2 separate regions of the Homo sapiens genome follow, and region 1 is linked to region 2. Evidence: chromatin contacts called from ENCODE Hi-C or POLR2A ChIA-PET data. All regions are on one chromosome and are shown on one strand. The core of a region is the stretch at or near the end of the contact, and the rest is flanking DNA. Distances in the headings are between cores, read along the strand shown. Region 1 has its middle 80 kb from the start of MIR5702. Region 2 has its middle 140 kb from the start of MIR5702.

Evidence for each region. A loop is a pair of places that touch in the nucleus more often than their neighbours do. ChIA-PET counts read pairs that join two places held with the same protein, here RNA polymerase II (POLR2A). Pooled maps may share reads with other maps.
Region 1: a map of Calu3 shows a loop between it and region 2 (2.0-fold over the local background). The contact joins two enhancer-like sites. A Hi-C loop is called at or near these places in 1 of 168 maps with a recorded cell type or tissue (Calu3) and 1 of 50 pooled maps. POLR2A ChIA-PET finds 5 or more read pairs at or near these places in 2 of 52 experiments (HepG2 and activated CD4-positive, alpha-beta T cell).

Annotation. Positions count from the first base shown.
Region 1 is chr2:226,577,611-226,580,405 of GRCh38, reverse strand. No RefSeq gene overlaps it. Among named protein-coding and RNA genes, the nearest start is that of MIR5702, 80 kb to the left of the region's middle. Within about 2 kb of position 1,390, at least 2 of the 41 ENCODE cell types and tissues checked have a DNase peak (open chromatin) inside an H3K27ac peak, as active enhancers do.
Region 2 is chr2:226,513,516-226,516,419 of GRCh38, reverse strand. No RefSeq gene overlaps it. Among named protein-coding and RNA genes, the nearest start is that of MIR5702, 140 kb to the left of the region's middle. Within about 2 kb of position 1,282, at least 2 of the 41 ENCODE cell types and tissues checked have a DNase peak (open chromatin) inside an H3K27ac peak, as active enhancers do.

The DNA.
Region 1 (2,795 bases), core at 141-2,640, 64 kb before region 2:
GGTCCTTACTGCTCATTATACGCGCACCGTAATGCATTAGCATGCTGAAAGACACTCCCACCAGCGCCATGACCATTTACAGATGCTATGGCAATGTCAGGAAGTTACCCTCTATGGTCTAAAAAGGGGAGGAACCCTCAGGTTCAGGAATTGCCCACCCCTTTCCCTGAAAACTCCTGAATAATCCACCCCTTTTTTAGCATATAATTAAGAAATAACTATTAGTATTATTAGTTGATCAGCCCACGCCGCTGCTCTGCCTATGGAGTAGACGTTCTTTATTCCTTTACTTTCTTAATAAACTTGCTTTGACTTTACTTTATGGATTTGCCTCAAATTCTTTCTTGTATGAAATCCAAGAACCCTCTCTTGGGGTCTGGATTGGGACCCCTTTCTGGTAACTGTTTCTCCACATTCTCATCAGCATTTGATATTTGTTCAAATTGCTATTGTTTATTTTATTTATTCTAATGGGCTTGTCTGCAATAGTCTCAGATGAAGCTTGTTGTTTCATCAAAATTATTAATAGTGCTTCTTCCACTCTTAAAGTTGCCAGTTTCCTCAATACAGTATATGGTCATCACGCTAGAGCACATTATATACATGGCCACCTACTTTGCCTATACCACTACATTTATATATCTTTGTGGTTTTAACGTGCATTTCCCTGATGACTAATGATGTTGAACATATTTTCATGAGCTTATTTGTCATCTGTGTATCCTCTTCAGTGAACTGTTTTTTTTGCCCACTTTTAAAATTGGATTGTTGTTTTTTTCATGTTGAGTTTTGAGAGTTGTTACAACATAATTTGTCTGTTAGATATGTAATTTGCAAATATTTCTTCCATTCCATAATGTGTCTCAAACATGCTCTTTTGCAAGGCAAAAATTTACCCTTTTTTCTCTTTTATTGGTCATGTTTTTGTTGTCAAATCTAAGAACTCCTTTTCTAGTTCTAAATCTGGAATATTTTCTTTTATTTTTTTCTAAAAGCTTTATAATTTCTATTATACATCTTAGCCTATGATCTATTTGGACTTAATTTTTGTACATGGTATAAGGTTTAGGTAAAGATTCATGCATCTTTCAAAAAATTTAGTGGAATCTCATTTAGAATAGGAGTAGGAATAATAAAGTAGAGGTATATGAGGGTTTTTTTAAGTATGGGTTTTATTTCTAATTTAAGGGATGACTATGATATTGGGTATCTCAAGTGCTGGGAAATTCAAACTCAGTATGAGGAAAGAGGACAACCTCAGCTCAATAGTAAGTGAGATATTTACAGGGCAGGTGGAAGTCCTCTCATAACCCACAGAGGGTGCAGACAACATGTCCTGGAGTGGTCTTGCACAATCCCAGATCACAATCATTCCACTGAAATTATTCATAGTGCCACTTCCCCCTTCCCCTGTCAAAGGGGCTTGATTTCTTCAACACAGAATATGGTCATCCAACTGGATCACATTATGTAAGTGGCCACCTGCTTTACCTATGCCTATCTGCTTTTTCCACGTCCCTATCTTAAAGGAAATGCCACAGACCCCCAAATTTTATGTAATTGTCTAAGAGATTAATTTGGTGCTTTAATTTCAGAAAAGTATAGAAATTTCTTGCTGGAAGGGATCTCAGGGATGCTTCAGACAAGCTAACATGTATCTAGCCCTTACTATGTGTCAGACACTGTTCTAAGAATTTTATGTGCAATGGTCAATTCTCACCGAAACCCTGAAAGGAAGTTTTATCATTTTCATTTCACAGACAATGCTATTGGGGGAATACAGAGGCTAAGCAACATGCCAAGGTTTTGTGGCTGGGGATTAGAAAGTCGTGATTCAACCTGGGCAAAGTGGCTCCAAGGACTATGCTTAACCACTGCCCCAGTCACTTCCTCTCCGTGGTGTCCTGCAAGTGTACCAAGAGAACCCAGCAAGGTTAATAAATTTAAAGTGGTGAGGGAGGACCCAACCCAAGTTCCTATATTGTAACAGCTATATCTGGCAAGTTAAATGGACTGTGGAATAATAAAACCCAAATATTTCTGTGTGTGGAAAACCTGGGGTCTGATAAAGGCTTGGGTTATATAGTCCAGGTACACATAAAAAGACCTTGGACAAGTCACTTAATGGACTTCAATTGCCTCATTACAGAGGGATAATGAAAATACCTAACTCATATGAGGTGTGAGTATCTAGGTCGGTGATGAATTTGGTGTTGTCTGAGTTACATATCAGAAAAATCATTCAAACAGTATTAAAATAGTGAACAGTACTTTAAAGCATTAATGTAGTGTGGTGTCCTGGGCTATGGCTGGCTGGTTGACTGTGTTTACAACTTGGTTTGAAAAGTCACGGTTCATTCTTTTTTTTTTTTTTTTTTTGAGACGGAGTCTCGCTCTGTGGCCCAGGCGGGAGTGCAGTGGCGCAATCTCGGCTCACTGCAAGCTCCGCCTCCCGGGTTCATGCCATTCTCCTGCCTCAGCCTCCCGAATAGCTGGGACTACAGGCGCCCGCCATCACGCCCGGCTAATTTTTTTGTATTTTTAGTAGAGACGGGGTTTCACCGTGTTAGCCAGGATGGTCTCGATCTCCTGACCTCGTGATCCGCCCGCCTCGGCCTCCCAAAGTGCTGGGATTACAAGCGTGAGCCACCGCGCCTGGCCGGTTCATTCTTTTGTATGTTTTTGCTGCTCAGAAATGAAGGCAAGAGCCTCCCTCTCATATTTCTCCTTCCATAGGTAAAGATATAATTGGCCCAGCCACAAAAGTCAAGAGAACCTGAAATGCCAGTTGATAT
Region 2 (2,904 bases), core at 33-2,532:
AGTAATGGGGACATCGTTACATCTAACTCATAATCAAAGCATATTCTTCCTTCAAGCTTCACAGATGCTGTTCTAATAGTTTCATTCTGCTATAATAGTTTTTGTTCCCCCTTTGTCTTTTGTCTCATACTTTTACAATGCAGGAACAGTCAAGACTTAGAGTTTTCAGTAGAAGGGTAAGTTATTTGTCTTTGCTCCTGTCCTTGACCTTGTTGTCTCATATCTTTCTTGGATTTTCAGATGAGGTGCAGGCTGTTCTACACATTACTCCATTTCTAGAAGGCCTTCATTTAGTGTTTTAGTGTATCGCTACTCTGGTGTTATTTTCCTTACTCTACTGTTTTGGATAATAATATTAAACATAAAACAAAACAGTACTACGCAAAAGTCTGGTTCATGCCTGCCTCATTCATAGCAATTTGCTTTGCTTACTCCCAGCATTGATTGTGCCTGGAAGTAGATTCTATCTTTTCAGAGAAATTCCCAGGGGTCCACGTGCAACCTGCCTGTTCTCTGAGAGGGGGAAAGCCTCTCTGTCAAGGAGCCTTTATTCATTCACTATGCCATGTGTTTAAGCCTTGATATGTGTTTCACAATCCAGATCTAACCCCCTTATAATTAATGCCAGTTCCTCCTAGATTCTGGTTTTAGGTTGACTATCAATCTTAGTTTTTCTGTGTGTTGTCAATGTGTCCTCTTTTGCCCAGTGTTCGTTTGTATTTAATGAGAAGATGGGGGAGGCTATGCTGGGAACTGCTCACCATACATTTTTTTGTGTTTGTCTCATGTATGTTTACTCCTAGAGAAACCTGTTTATATTTAACTTATCCTGGTCTAATTTCATAGGTTAAGTTTGGTCAAAACATGTTGGTTATATTTCAAAATCTTGTACTCTGATCTCTTTGAAAAGTTTGCAGGGTCATGTTGAGTCATTCACTAGAGACTGTCTGGAGTTTGTTAATTATAAGTAGTTTAAATAAAATCTCTCCTAGGAATAAATGATAGGAACAAAGGATAGGACAACAATGGTTAAAAAGGGGGCTAATTCTGAAGAGTTTCCGGGTTGCCAAGCTATTTTTCTCCTTTTTAGTACTTACCACTATCATGATTAAATTATTGTGTAACTAGTTGTTTAATGTCCAAGTGTCTCTTTTAATACAAACTCAATGAGAATAAAGGCTGTATCTGTCTCTTTCATTGCTGTATCTTCAGCATCTAACAGAGTCTTGCCCATGAAGTGCTCAAGTCATATGTATCAAATGAATGAGTAAAGGTTACCGCTGTGTCTATCCACTCCCATGCCACACCCCAAAAGACATACCTCAGAGGAAACACTAGCATTTAGTAGAAACTATTTTCTTTAATTCTGACCAGATAAATGAGTCATGACTGACAATAACTTATGCAGCAAAGAGATGCATTTTTTGGACTTACATCCTGAGATGAGAAGTGCTAAGACAGAGATGATCAAGAAGAAAGATCACAATTATTTTAATTAAAAATTGAGGCTACCCTCAAAAATGTTTGTAAAGTTAGTTTAAAAAACTAAAATGTAGCTTAAAACAATACTATTAGCCACCCACATGTGTTTGTAAAATCTTTTGGATATATAGACTTTTATGCAGTGATGGTCAGAAACAAAGCCATTGCATGCTTTTTCCAAACATTCTCAAATTATGGTCTAATGTCTTAAATCATAAGAAGTACCTCAAGTCTTAAAGTAAGCATCTCCATTTGGCTTGATGTATGTTTAGTCTATTCCTTCCTGGCAAAAATATTTTAGTGTAAGTGTCCGAGCATAAGGATGACAAAATGTTTTCTTTCCTACTCATTTGTGTGGTCTTGTTTAATAAAAATTATACAGAAAAAACTAAGAATTTGTTCAGGGGGAATATATATGTATATATGCATATATATATGCAGATACATATATATGCATATATATATATGCAGATACATATATATGCATATATATATATATATGCAGTTTACTTAGCATTAAGAATAATTCATGAAAAGAAAGATTTCTAAGTGAGAAAAAAACAAGAGACCATTTCTTTTTTTCATTTACTGTTCTAGCTATTTAATAGAAGTTTGCCTCCTTTCATTTAGAAAAAATGAAAACCTTCCAACAAAAAGAAAATAGTTTTAATATTTGTGAATAATTTTATATATAATACTTTAGCACTTTGTCCCTCACTATTTAATAATACATAGGTGTGGATTTGTTTTCACTCTTGAAACTTTTCCACTGTATGCCTATAATGTTATTCTTATAATGCTAGTACATAGGTAGATAGGAAGAAAACTACTTTTAATTCAGAAAGTATGTACTGAATTCTTCTTATGTGCATAATTTGTTATGGAGTATTCTAAGAAACTTATAACGTAAATATCAAGACAAGATGTATTCATGTGGAATAATTATATGTCCCCGTAAAGCAATGTGTGACAAGCTATTCTAGTGAGCAGTTGGGATTTGCTATAGAAGTATAGAAAAAGGAATATCCCAGGAGGCTAGAAGAGATGGTGTGTGCCCTATAGTTTAAACATAATATGGATCTTAAGAAGAGTAAGTTTAGATAAAAGAAATGAAGGGAAAGGCCATTTCCACTCAGGAAAACAGGATGAGCAAAGATTTTCAGTTGAGAGTGAGTATAGGACAGAAAACTTGAGCTGTGGTGAAGCTGGCCATGAAGGGTGGGCCAAATTCTGAAGCATTTTGAGGTCCAAGCTTCTGAATTGGGATTCTAGTTTTTAGATTGTGAAAGGGGAGTTTTGTAAAAAGAAAGAAAATGTTAAAATTTAATTAAATTTGGAAGCAACATGTAGGGTAAATGGGAATATAGAAGGAGTAAAGACAGAGTACATATGGTATATCTAGAAGTGACAATTCTAGGATTA